Linked DNA regions of Homo sapiens: region 1 is linked to region 2. Evidence: chromatin contacts called from ENCODE POLR2A ChIA-PET data. All regions are on one chromosome and are shown on one strand. The core of a region is the stretch at or near the end of the contact, and the rest is flanking DNA. Distances in the headings are between cores, read along the strand shown.

Region 1 (6,555 bases), core at 3,805-6,304, about 30 Mb before region 2:
TTAAGACTGAGGAAAAAGCTTCCCTAAAACTCCTTCACATTTCATTGGTCTTAATTGCAGCACTATCAAAGGGAATGTAGTTACTATGCTTCACTTTGACCAACCCAGATGTAACTTTAGGTTACAGGAAAAAAGCAAAACCCAATGGAATTTTAAGTCATATGGAAAGGCATGAACTGCTAAATAATTAAATACTTACAAAATAATTTTAATGAAGGTCTCATTAGCAAGAAAAATGCAGAGATATGGATGATAACAATCTCAGAGACTACTGCAGAAATGTGAGTGGCCCAAATCAAAGCTGTGGCAATGGAAGCAGAGGTGAATATTTTAAGACATGAAGAATACAGACTTCCTAGCATGTTCTTTGTCAGTCAATGCTGAGTTAAGGGAAAAGGAGAATATGTCCTAGGTTATATTGGCTCAGGCAAGTCTATGGAAGCTGATATAATTCACCAATACAGGAAATATGACAGCAAGGCAAGTTAACAAAAGAAGTTTTTGAGTTCAATAATGTTGAATTTGAGATACCAGTGGGATACTAGTTGGAAGTGTCTAGTGCATAGTTGGAGAAATTGGTCTTTAATACAAAAAAGACAGCAGAACTGGAGCTATAGATGTAGAAGTCACAAATTTATAAAAGACAAATTAAGCAATGGGAGTAGTTGATTTCACCCTAAATGATAGCATCACAGTAGAGGAGACAAAGTTCTAGAATGGAATACATACCAACACCAATAGGTAACAAGGGAATAGAGAAAGAGGAGCCAGATGGCTGAGATAAATAAGAGAACTAGAAGGTAGTTTCATGTTTCATGAAAATTAGGGGAGGACAGGGTTTTGAAAAGAAGGAAGTTGTCAATAGCGTTAAATGCCTCTGAGAGGTGAAGTATAATAAATGCTTTAGCTTGGTCCATTGGGTTTAATTTATTGGAAACAGGGGGGTGAGGGGGGTGATACTGGTGTATGCATGGAAGTTGTTTTTGTGGTGTGCTGGGAGAACAAGCAAGAAAGCAGTAAATGGGTTAGTGAAAAGTGAGAGTGTAGACTGGGAGGCTAGAAAAATTTTTTTTTTTTACATTTCAAAAAATTTAAATTATTTTTAATTGACAAATGATTATGAGTATTTATAAGGTACAATGTGACATTTTGATATATGTATACACTATGAAATGATTAAAGTTTTTGTACATCACCTAAGTATATTTTCCCATATACCTTAAATCATCTTTAGATTACTTATAATACTTAATGCAAAATAAATGCTATGTAAATAGTTGTTATACTGTATTGTCTTTTAAGTTGTATTATTTTTATGATGTATTGTTGTATTTCGTCATTTTTTCCTAATATTTTCAATCCATGGTTGGCTGAATCAGAGGATGCAAAACCCACAAATACAGATGGCCAGCTATATTGTATATTTGAAAATTGCTAAGACAGATTTTAAATATTCACACCACATGAAAAAATCTTTTAAGAAGTTTGTGAAGCAGGAAAGAGCAATAGGGAGTATGAATTAGATAGAGACTTGTAAAGAAAAGTGGGTATTTTTTTTATCTGCTAACTGCACTGCCATTCCAACTTCTCTCAAAATTGTGTTTCGATGATAATATATACAAATAGTTTTGGAGTCTATGGAAGAAATGCTCTAGACTTTGAAAATATAATGTAAATATTTCTGGGGTATATTATATATCAAATCTATTAGAAGATTTAATTTTTAAAATTTTTTGTGTAAGTTATTAATGTGTCCCAAGCTATTTTGTCTTCCTTTTTCTATGTATTTCATCAATGGTGTCTTGTTTTATCACAAATCTTTAAAATCAGAACTAATCACATTTCATATTTAGGATGTTGAATATAGTTTTCATACATAATAAGGTCATATAACAGTGATTAATAATTATAAATATTTCATCATGGAGATTTTTGGCTTCCAGGACTTTCTTTAAAAATGCTAAGGAAAATAAGAAGCAGAAACATTTATATTCAGTACTTAAGGACAAATCTGTAAAGTAGGCCCCAGTCAAGCTATACCAGGTCTATGTTTCACTCATGATCTATTTCACAAAATGTCTATATCACTATAAAAACTCCTGAGATAAGTATAGAAGTTAATACAAAAAAGAAGCTAGTAATACTTACATGCTTCATTTGGCATTAAAAATAGTAATTATTCTTACAGTTCCGTATTAAGGTGCTCACAATAGAAAATAAAATTAGTATTAATTTTCTTTACTAAGGTCCTTTGGGTGATGCCAAAGAAAACCTGATATAAATTCATTTCCTTTCACAAATGTGATTTTCATAATGATGAGAGTAATAAGAGAAGTGGGTAAGAAGATGTCGCATTTTGAAAAAAATGACTCCATCATTCAGTTGACTTTACAGCCCCAGGACTAAGTAAGCTATTCAGTTAAAATAAAAGCTGATTTTAAAAAAATTTCCTGATTGTATCTCTTTGCACAAAAAATATGTTCTTCATTTTCTTTGGGGGAAAGAAGGGGTCTGGGAGTGGCTGGCAGGAGGTCTGGATTAGATTCTGGCTCTACTTCTAGTAGGAATGGGTAAGTCAGGGATTCACCATGCCGTGGATTCCATGTCGGTGGGATTCAGCAGTGGGATATTAGGGAAGCTTAAAACATAGTATAAAAATAAAGTGAAAACTTTAAAAAGTGAAGGGAAATATAAATACATATATTTAAATCTAATAATACATTTTTTTCAAAAGAAGTAAATAGTTTTGTGAGTATATAGCAGATTAGGTAGTATGGTGGACCACACAGTACATGAAAGGAGGCCAGAAAGCATAAAAGGAGGACATTGGGTGCAGGTGGGTGCCTGCGGGCACCAGAAAAGGCTGGCAGAAAACAGATGTGAGCATGACCAGTCAGAGATAAAGAGCCTTATGCAGGAATGTGGTGACAGGGTAAACAACACTAAGCATTAGTCATTTCCAAACATACTCTCAAATCTACCACGGTTTGAACTCTGAAAATAAGTGTGTTCATTTTTGTGGTTACTATGCAACCACTTAGATATTTCTTTGTAATTTTTGCCCAATCTGCTAGTTTTGGGTACTATTTCAACCATTTTATTTGCGAAGAAGTCAATCCTTTGTAACTATTACCATTAGACTGAATCACATAAAATCATTTCTTTTGTAGGCCAGCAATGACCAAATATCATCACTTTCAAATGTTTGAGCCTATATGTTACATTACACCTACTTTATGTGTTCAAATATCTTCAATTTAATTGTACCATAGCTCTCAGGTGGTCTTATTGCTGCTTCCATGGATAGATGGCAGGTAAAGTGGGGTTTTCTTATGCTCTCTTAATTTCCCTTCGATACATATCTATTCACCTAAAGACTAATCCTTCCACAGGAAGAAATGGATTCCCCAACTCTGAAAGGCTAAACATTCAGCCATGCCCTTTTGGGATCTGAAATCACCTTTCCTTATACAGAACCTACCTAATTCCTTATCAATCATTCTTGCTTCAAGCTTGGTCATGTATCTTTTCTATAAACTATGTAATTAGAATTATCAGCACCATTTTATATTTACTTTCCATGTACCAAGGGTGTTTATGTAAGTTCTCAGGCCCCCTTACTTATGCTATCTCATACTGTTAATTCCTTATAGTGTTATGAAAGATGCTTGGCAAAATTAAAGCACTCAATTTGTATGCAAGTCCATAACACGCACATTTTAATACTTCCTGTTCCTTTGTGTTATGCCCTTCCCTCTCTTCTTTATCTATCTAACTCCTGTATTGTCTTCAAAACCCTAATTTGGGTGACATTATTTTTTGCTACCATGTTACTCTGTGCTTATGTTTATATATAACTTAGCTGGGCATGGTGGCATGTGACTATACTCAGGAGGCTGAGGCAGGAGAATCACAGGAGCTCAGGAGTTTGAAACCAGCCTGGGGAATATAGTGAGACCCTGTCTCTAAAACAAAAATAAAAAAAAAGACATCACACCATGATACCACTTTGGATTTGAGTAGCTGGAATGCTCTTCCTCCAGATAGCCATATGGCTGGCTTTCACTGTTTTTGCTGGTTGTCCAATGTTTATTTCTATAAGATCATCCCTGCCACTCTAACAATCATTATTCTACTGTTAGGAGAGTATATTTTAACTCTCACATCTGTATTCAGTTAGCTACAAGCTAACATTGTAAGCTAAGTTGTGTATACAAGCTAACACATGCAATTTTCTAACATTGCTTTGCAGAAATATGACTGATTGCCTACTTCTTTCCAGTTTTTATCTTTATCTCAATCTTTTCTCTTGCTGTGCACTGCCTAGAATGCCTGAGACACAGCTACTACCTATTGAAATTATAGGATTAAAATTCTATCAACTGCATGGAAATTTCCTTAAACACTCCACTTTCACTGATACCTTCTTTTATGTTTCCATGACATGTTATGAATTGACAGTTTGTATATGTGTAGATGTCTTGTCCTAGAAATAAAATAAATATGTTTTCAAGGCAGAGACTGTGACTTTCTTTTCTATATTCTTACTAGGATCTAGCTCTGTGCTTTGCAGTTAGCAAGTATTCAATAGCACAGCTAGAATAACTGAATGAATGGATGAGTGCCACCTACTCCTTTATTGTCCATCAATAATGCACCCAAGGCTAAATCTTAGCTTTCCAAACTCACTTGGCCAGACCAGTTGACATTCTTTATTCCCATCTGAGGAAAATTATTTTTTTTCAGTCTTTGTACATTGGGAAACTTGTCAGATAAAAGGCCTAATATAGATTCAATCATATAAAATGACTATGAGCTATGGCAACTAGAAGACATGATAAACATTCCAAAGCTATTCATAATCCCATTCTTCCTTGTTAAATGCTACAATAGAGGCTGGAAAACAAGAATAATTTCTTTCTCAGGGACTCCTTCCCACCTCTGACAGCAATGAATGGTTATATGTTAAATTTCTGGCCAATAAGTGTAGACAAAAGCTTCTGGGGAAGGTTTCCATCCCTGAATAAAGAGGCAAAACCTCACTAGGAAAAATATATTACCACTTTGCCTTCCCTTTCTTTTTGCTGGAATGTGATGAAAGGTGTGGACGCATAGCATCCCAAATGAGATAGGAGATGCTGAGCATGAAGACAAAAGCCTATCGAATGGGGTGTCAGAAAAGAAACATCAAAATATCGTAAGTTGCTTAGGGCATTATTATGTCTTTGTACTAGTCATGGATTTCATTCCTTTAGATCTTTAGTTGTAGAACTCCAATGTATTTGAACCACTAGTGATCACATTTTATTTTGTTTGATAGCTGAATACAAAGCTGGCTGATGCAGTGATCTACAAGGTCATGACTGAGGTATCTTATACTCATCCTCATTCAAGCAAGATTATGTTTAACTTAAAAAGACAAATGAAAAGGAATCTATTTTAATAAATATATTATTGGTGGAAATATTCATAGTCTACCTTGAAAGGAGTGTTATGTTAAGATTGCTTTGCTTGTAGAGTAATTTATGCCTTTAATTTCTGTGTCTAGTCTTTCTAAGCCAGAATAAAAGTCTGTTCATCATGATCTCTGTTATAGCCCTCCGCATATTTGAAGGCTGCTGTTATATCACATCATATATTAAGCTCAGTTAATAGATTAACAGACCCTTTATTTTTACATTTACTATAGCATCTAACATGGTTAGCAAATGCTTTTATTATTTCTTTATTTTCTTTATAAGATAAATGGGTATTACATATACCAAAGCATCTGTTTTGGAGCCACTATGATCACTAAAAGAATCTTTTCATTGTTCCTACCTTCTCCTTCCTACATGTGTGGAAAAAACACATGATTCCACACATACACATGGTTGTCTAATTCTATTGTTTAACCCTCCATGAATAGATGTCCACAATGCTCCCTACATCTCTCTTTTTTTTTTTTTTTTTTTTGAGACAGGGTCTTGCTCTGTTGCCCAGGCTAGAATGCTGGAGTGCAGTGGTGTGACCATGGCTCACTGCAGCATCCATTTCCTCGACTCAAACAATCTTTTCACCTCAGCCTCTCAAGTAGCTGGGACCACAGGCACTATACCCAGCTAATTTTTGTATTTTTTGTAGAGATGGGATTTGCCATGTTGCCCAGGCCGGTCTTGAACTCTTAGGCTCAAGTGATTCTCCCCCCTTGGCCTCTCAAAGTGCCTATGTCTTTAAATGTGAGTATTTGAGCATATTGAATGATGATGACCTGCCCTTTGCTGGTAAAGATATACTAATAACATAATATAAACAATACGTACACTTGGGATGTCTTTCCAGGGCTGGAAAGAGAATCATATTCTGTTTTTCCATGTTCTCATTTTATCCTGAATGTGCCAATTTAATTATTTGCCAACATGTTGCCAGACATGCTCCCTAGTCTGTGCTAAAGCATTTGTTACCATGTACTACATTGAACATACTTGAATGTTTCTGTCATGTTTACCACCCAGATGGTGAGAATCCAAGGAAAGGAGACACTTGTATTAAGTTCACAGTTTATCTGTTCTTGGA
Region 2 (7,041 bases), core at 2,175-4,674:
TCTATTTGAAGAGGATAAACCATAAGGTTAAGAATGAAATTTGAATTGGCTTTGACATCTAGATTGCTAAATAACCTCAACAGAACAGTGAGATTCCAGAGAATGGCCTGAACCCGGGAGGCGGAGCCTGCAGTGAGCCGAGATCGAGCCACTGCACTCCAGCCTGGGCGACAGAGCGAGACTCCGCTCAGTCTCAGTGAGATTCCAGCCCTCACACAAATCAAAATAACCACAATAGGAAGCAGTTCAGCCAAGAATGTGTTTCTGGTTTCTACCTTCAGAAAGGAAAGTGACACTCCATATCCAAGTCTCTCAAGCTGAATCCATCCAAATGTTACTCTGTTTGCCAAAATGGAAGGGGTGGGGGGCATATTTCACCACTGTATTTTTCCATTACATGTGGTTGCAAGTTCTTTTACATTCACACTTGGTCAGGGAAGGAGGAAGCTGTTGTTCCACTTCTCATAACTGGACTCAGTGAAAGCAAAACACTTCTTTTTGCCAAATTATGAAAACAAACTCATAAAATGTCTGTAAATTCATGACTGCTGGAAGCTGTGCTAGCATATTGTTTTTGGAAATTAGAGTAGCTAAAATGGTACCTGGATGGAATTTGTAGGCAATGCGCTCACAGGCAGTCTGACTGGCAGTTATTCACAAAGGTCCCTTTCACTCTGTGATGTGGAGAGAAGAGGGGCTCTTGCCAAGAATAATACTAAGAATTGTTCAGAAAAACAGGATTGGTAACCAGAAGAAGGTAAGAAAGAAATACTGCTTCATTTCCACACTTTAAAATTAGATACTATTCATACCTTTCTTGTCCCCAGAATCCTTTATAAAAAACATAAAACCTATACTTTCAGAAAGAAGTCCATTGAAACTAAAGACTTAAGGTGTATTTATGAAGATGAGGTATCAATCACAAAATTCAACGTGAGGCTATAATTAGATACTGCCATGCAAATTTTATAACTACCTAGGAGAGGTAGGAGAAATAGAACTAGTCACACCTTTATGGTTTGCATTAAAGGAATAAAGGTTTTAAAAAGCACTCTCTTCTAGTGACCTCTTAAAGAGATTTTAAGAGCGCCTAATTCAACTTACCACACAAAATAGCAATTTCCCCACAGAATCCTCCAGTTCTACCAGCCCCCAAACCATGAAAAATATGAGACAATCAAATCAGTACCAATATTTTAAAGGAGGCTCTGACCTAATCAGTAAACACTAAGCTGAAACAGCCTGCAAGATGAAGTTAGTCGGCAACAAAACATTTCCTAGGAATTCAAGACTCTGGAAGTGCCATACAATGATGTTATAAACAGAAATCTCACTCAGAAAGAGGAAACTGACCAACTGACCAAAGTATTTTAAAACAAGAACGAAGCACCTATTCTTTTTAAATTAGATCCAACAGATGCCTCAGCATAACACATTAAAGCCCTTCTCACAGTATCCAACACAGACGTTCACCATTTTAGGTTAAAAACAAGCTCAGCATTTATGTTTGCAAACTTTACTAGTCGTCCACTGTTGAGGGTCAGCCCACTGCTTCGTGATGATTTTCGAGACAATAATATCTGCATCATCCCACTGTCAACACTCCACCCCTCAAGAGTCTGCAGGGAGAGAAAGTGTCTGCCTCTTAAGCACCAATTGTTCATAAAGGCTTGTTGACAGTCTATGGAAATAAAGCTTTAAATAACGAGGGTCAGCTACCTATGAGTCAGACCTTTCTTAGGCCCGGTCTGAGGTTCCACTTGAGATTCATAATAGAGGCTAGAAATCAAGAAAAAAAAACCCGTGAAATTACTCTGAGCCTTGACCAATTAATAAAGGCAACAAATTAAAAAGAACCCACCAACTTGTTTTGAAATATCAAAAAGTTAAATTTCAGTGACTCCAACATTCGATCCCATAGAATTACTCCCTCAAGGTGAAGATTCAGAGAGCAATCTTACATTCGGAGATGTCATGCTAAGTCCCAGTATCACACAAAACAAAACCGAATAAAATCAGCAACCACAAACGTGGGTGAAAGCAGCTTGCTGAGAAAGAAGAACTTGCTGAGAAACCAGAAGAAACACTGATTAGTTTCCAGTTGGCCATATCATCTTAACATCCTCATTTCACAGATGGGGAACGGAGGCTAAAGAATACACCAAAAAGCGAAGAGAAACGTTATTTTGTCATCCAAAAAGGAAAACAAAAGCTAAAAGCACCCTAAATAGAAATGCAGCATTCTGTGTGGTTCTACAACATAGGACATTAGTGGCCAGGTTTCAGCACGATCAAAACTTTTCTAATAGGCCGGGCGCGGTGGCTCATGCCTGTAATCCCAGCACTTTGGGAGGCAGAGGTGGGCGGATCACTTGAGGTCAGGAGTTCGAGACCAGCCCGGCCAAGATGGTGAAACCTCGTCTCTAGTAAAAATACAAAAATTAGCCGGGTTTGATGGCGGGTGTCTGTAATCCCAGCTACTTGGGAGGCTGAGGTGGGAGAATCGCTTGAACCCAGGAGGCAGAGGCTGCAGTGAGCCAAGATCGCGCCACTGCACTCCAGCCTGGGCGACAGAGTGAGACTCTGTCTCAGAAAAAAAGAAAAAAAAGCTTTTCTAATAAAACAAACCAACACGCAGGCAGTCTCCTGAGGCGCTGGGTGTCTAGAGACTAGTTGTGGGCAGTGTGGACAGAGACACAAGATGTGGTCCCTGTCCTCATGGGATGGGGGCAGTTTCTCACCCCCAATCACAAGGCAATGTGTACAGGGGCGGGTGGGAGTGTCACACCCTACAACCTAAACCGGACAGAAAACCAAGGCAGAGCTCGGGGCGCGGCCACCAGCCCCGTCGCGAGGTAGGGACCGCCACCCCAACACCCCAGTCCGGGTCTGGGGCCCCGACCCACCCAGCAAAGGCTCCTTCCGCCTGGACCTCGGGGCCCCCAGCCCTACCCGGCCCTAAAGCGCATTCCCCGGCCGGTGGGGCCGGGGCCGACAGCCCAGTCGCCCACCCTCCCACTCGCAGCTCAGTCCGGGGATTTCCTCCTGCGCCGCCCCCTTGTCAGGGAGGATGGGCTGAAGGGGCGCGGGGCAGAAAAGGACGCCGCGGCCACTGCCCCGTGTAGTGCCAGACCTCTTCGCGGAGCCCTGCAGAAGAAGAGGAGGAGAAGGGGCAGAGCTACCGTCCAGAAACTCCAGGGAGTCCCCGCAGGCTTCCCAGGCCCGGGCAGGGGACGCAGGGCGGGAGCGCGGCGAGAGGGGGCCGACGGCCCCGGGCTCACTCACCTCGGACAGGCCGCTCCGGTCCTCCGTGTCCTGCCCGCTCAGCACCTTCTTCAGCTTGTCCATTGCGGCCCAGTCCCCACCAGCTCCAGCTCCTCAGCGGCAGCCTGTTGCGCTCGCTAAGTTGACGGCTCTTCCGGGTGCTAGGCAGCCGCCCAGCCGCCCAGGCGCCAACCGCGGCGCGCCCCGCCCAGGCACCTGCCCACCGGGGGGCTCCCGGCATGCCCCGCGCGCCCGCGCTCGCCTCCGCTTGTTTTGGTCCCGGGGGGCGCGGCGGGCCGGAGGGGCTGGGATTGAAGACCACCAGGCGCTGCCAAACACTAATTCGGCGTCCAGAGCAGTTTCAAACCGGAACGGGCCGCGCTCCCTCGCCCTACTTGATCCAGTCAACGAATGCCGAGCACCTACCACGTGCAAGGCTCCGGAGACACAAAGACGGGGGAGAAGCCTTGTGCAGACGGGAACAAAGGCTGTGGTTCATCCATATTGCGATCGTGCCTACACAGGAAAAGATTTTCTTTTTAATCACTCAAGGCCTTAGTCTGGTGTGGTGGGGCGTGCCTGGAAGCCCAGCTACTCCGGAGGCTGAGGCAGGAGGCTCACTTGAGCCAAGGAGTTCCAGGCTGTAATGAGCTATGACCAGGATACTGCACTCCAGCATGGGCAACAGAGCGAGACTCTGTCTCAAAAAAAAAAAAAAAAAAAGTGACTGAAGGAATGTTGAAAGGAATAATAGATTGTTAAATTGTTTTGTGTTTGTACAATTGTTTTTTTTTCTGACCTTAAAAAAACTAAAAGTAGACTGGGCATGGTGGCTCATGTCTGTATTCCCAGCACTTTGGGAAGATGGCTTGAGCCCGGGAGTTCCAGACCAGCCTGGGCAACATAGGGAGACCTCATCTCTTCAAAACATTCTTAAAAATTAGCCAGGCATGCTGGCGGGCATCTGTAATCCAAGCTACTTGCGAGGCTGAGGAGGAAGAATGGCTTGGACTCAGGAGGTCAAGGCTGCAGTAAGCCATGATTGTCAGTACAGTAAGCCACTGCACTCTAGCTTGGGCAACAGAGTGGAAACAATACAAATGGCCACCAACTGATTAATGGTAAATAAAATGTGACATACCCATGCAATAAAAAAGAATGGAGTACTGACACATGCTACAACGTGGATGAACCTCGAAAACATTGTATTAAGTGAAAGAAGTGTGGAGCCCGAAAATTTGAGACAGGTCTCAGTTAACCAGGAAGTTTATTTTGCCAAGGTTGAGGAACAGCACCTGTGACACAGACTCAGGAAGTCCTGACGACATGTGCCCAAGGTCGTTGGGGCATAGCTTGGTGTTATACATTTTAGGGAGACATGAGGCATCCGTCAATATGTGTAAGAAGTACATTGGTTGTGTTTGGAAAGGCGGGACAACTCGAAGCAAAGGCAGGAAGACTCAAGGGGGGAGGGGGCTTCCAAGTCACAGATAGGTGAGAGACAAATGGTTGCACTCCTTTGAGTTTTTGATTAGCCTTTCCAAAGGAGGCAATCAGATGTGCATTTATCTCAGTGAACACAGTGATAACTTTGAATAGAATGAGAGGCAGATTTGTTCTAAGCAGTTCCCAGCTTGAATTTTCCCTTTAGTAATTTGGGGGGGCCCAAGATATTTCCCTTTCACAGAAGCTAGACACAATAGACCATATATTGTATGATTTCATTTATAGGAAATGTCCAGAATAGGCAAACCCATAGAAACAGAAAGTAGACTAATGGTTGCCTAGGGATGGAGGAGGGGAAATGGTAGTAAGAGACTAATGGGGTGATTTAAATGTTCTGGAATTAGATTGTGGTAATGGTTGCATGCACAGCTCTGAACATACTAAAAACCATTGAATTGTATGCTTTGAATTAACTGTATGGCATATGAATTCTATTGCAATAAAGCCATTTCAAAAATGCTTAGAACAGTGCTCAGTATATATTTCACAATCCATTAATATTATCTATTGTAAAATGTAACAGGCATCCACTCTTATCTTTCTCCAATGTGTCTGAGTCTGAACCCAGAATATGGGCTCCTGATTTACCTACATTTATATTTGCACATTGTGCAATTGGCCCATTACAAGGTGATTCATTGTAGCATTGTTTGTAATAGAAAAAAATTGGAAACAACTTAAAAGTTCATAAATGAGGGAAGTGCTTAAATAAATTATGGTACATTCATTCACAAGAATACTAAGTAGTCATTAAACACAGAAGAATGAGGAAGGTTTAATCAATGTCTTCAGAAGGTTTTTTCTGACTGTGCCACACCATCCCTTGAAGGATCTTTGTAAACATAAGTCTGACTCATTTGTTGCCCTGCTTAACATCTCCCACAGTGTGGTAAACTGAAAAATGTTCCCCAAAAGATACCCATGTCCTAATCTCTGGAAAGTGTACATGTTACCTTAGACAGTGAAAAGTGGAGTGGGGGTGGTATTTTGTGCAGGTAATTAAGGATCTTAAAATAGATTATGCACAATTATCCAGGTGAGCCATAAATGCAATCATGTATATCCTTATAAGAGGGAAGCAGAGGGAGATTTGACACCAACAGAAGAGGAGAAGGCACTGTGACCACAGAGGCAGAGATGGGAGTGATGCAGCCACAAGCCAAGGAATGCCAGTAGCCACTAGAAGCTGGAAGAGGCAAGGAAAGGATTCTCCCCTAGAGCCTCCAGAGGGAGCATAGTCCTGCCAATAGCTTGTTTTCAGCATTTCTGGCCTCCAGAACTGTGAGAGAATCCATTTCTGTTGCCACCAAATTTCTGATATGTAACAGCAGCTGCAGGAAACTAATGCCCATGTTCCCTACCACCTACAGATAAATTGCTGCTGACTTCTCAGCAACACATACCTTCCTCTTTGGGTTCATCTCTCTCCTTTCTCTCACATACTCCAGGCTCCAGGCATAGGAGACTGTAGTTCCTGAACTCATTGTGTTCCCTACCTTGTCCTGGAAAACACCTACTCTTTTCCATCCTTGTCCCTTTCCCTTCCCCTAACACACAGTTCTCTCAAGTCACCTTATTCTTACCTCCACCATAACACTTAGCACAATATGCTCCATTTGTTCACATTAGGGTCCCTATGGGGCATAGATCTTATTTGTCTTTCCATCCCCAGTGCCAAGCACAGTGCCTGGAACGTATAGTAGGTGCTAAATAAATAGTAACCTACTCTAGTCATTGGCCAGGCGCGGTGGCTCATGCCTGTAATCCCAGCAGTTTGGGAGGCTGAGGCAGGTGGATCAGGAGGTCAGGAGTTTGAGACCAGCCTGTCCAACATGGTGAAACCCTGTCTCTACTAAAAATACAAAAAAATTAGCCGGGCATGGTGGCAGTCGCCTATAATCCCAGATACTCTGGAGGCTGAGGCAGGAGAATCACTTGAACCTGGGAGGCAGAGTTGCAGTGAGCCGAGATCGCCCCATTGCCCTCCAGCCTGGGCAACAAGAGCGAAACTCCGTCTCAAATAAATGAATAAATAAATAACCTACTCTAGTCACTGGTCACATTCTCATTCCCCACTGTGCAATGCAGATGCAAACAAGTCCTCAAGGCTGAGTGATGTACTCCCTCACAGCCTTTCTGTACCTCTGTTTTGCCAGGATGAACAAACAGGAAGCTTTAGATGAAATTTTATGTGCGCTCTATTAAATTTCACCCTCCTCTCAGCAAAAGCTAAACACAAAAAAAGTTCTTACAAAGTCTCTTAGAAGTGTG

What was found. ChIA-PET counts read pairs that join two places held with the same protein, here RNA polymerase II (POLR2A).
Region 1: POLR2A ChIA-PET joins it to region 2 with 17 read pairs in OCI-LY7. The contact joins the promoter of PTPRC-AS1 here to the promoter of SFT2D2 in region 2. POLR2A ChIA-PET finds 5 or more read pairs at or near these places in 2 of 52 experiments (OCI-LY7 and activated T-cell).

The regions. Positions count from the first base shown.
Region 1 is chr1:198,665,641-198,672,195 of GRCh38, reverse strand. It overlaps PTPRC-AS1 (PTPRC antisense RNA 1), which reads left to right and starts at 5,054. Exons shown (of 3, transcript NR_199042.1): 1 at 5,054-5,197. The region is part of intron 2 of PTPRC (protein tyrosine phosphatase receptor type C); the gene reads right to left. RefSeq lists an enhancer at 2,233-3,432.
Region 2 is chr1:168,222,387-168,229,427 of GRCh38, reverse strand. It overlaps SFT2D2 (SFT2 domain containing 2), which reads right to left and starts at 3,424. Exons shown (of 8, transcript NM_199344.3): 1 at 3,286-3,424. The coding sequence starts at 3,348. RefSeq lists enhancers at 2,218-2,267, 2,388-2,467, 2,770-3,503 and a silencer at 3,128-3,757.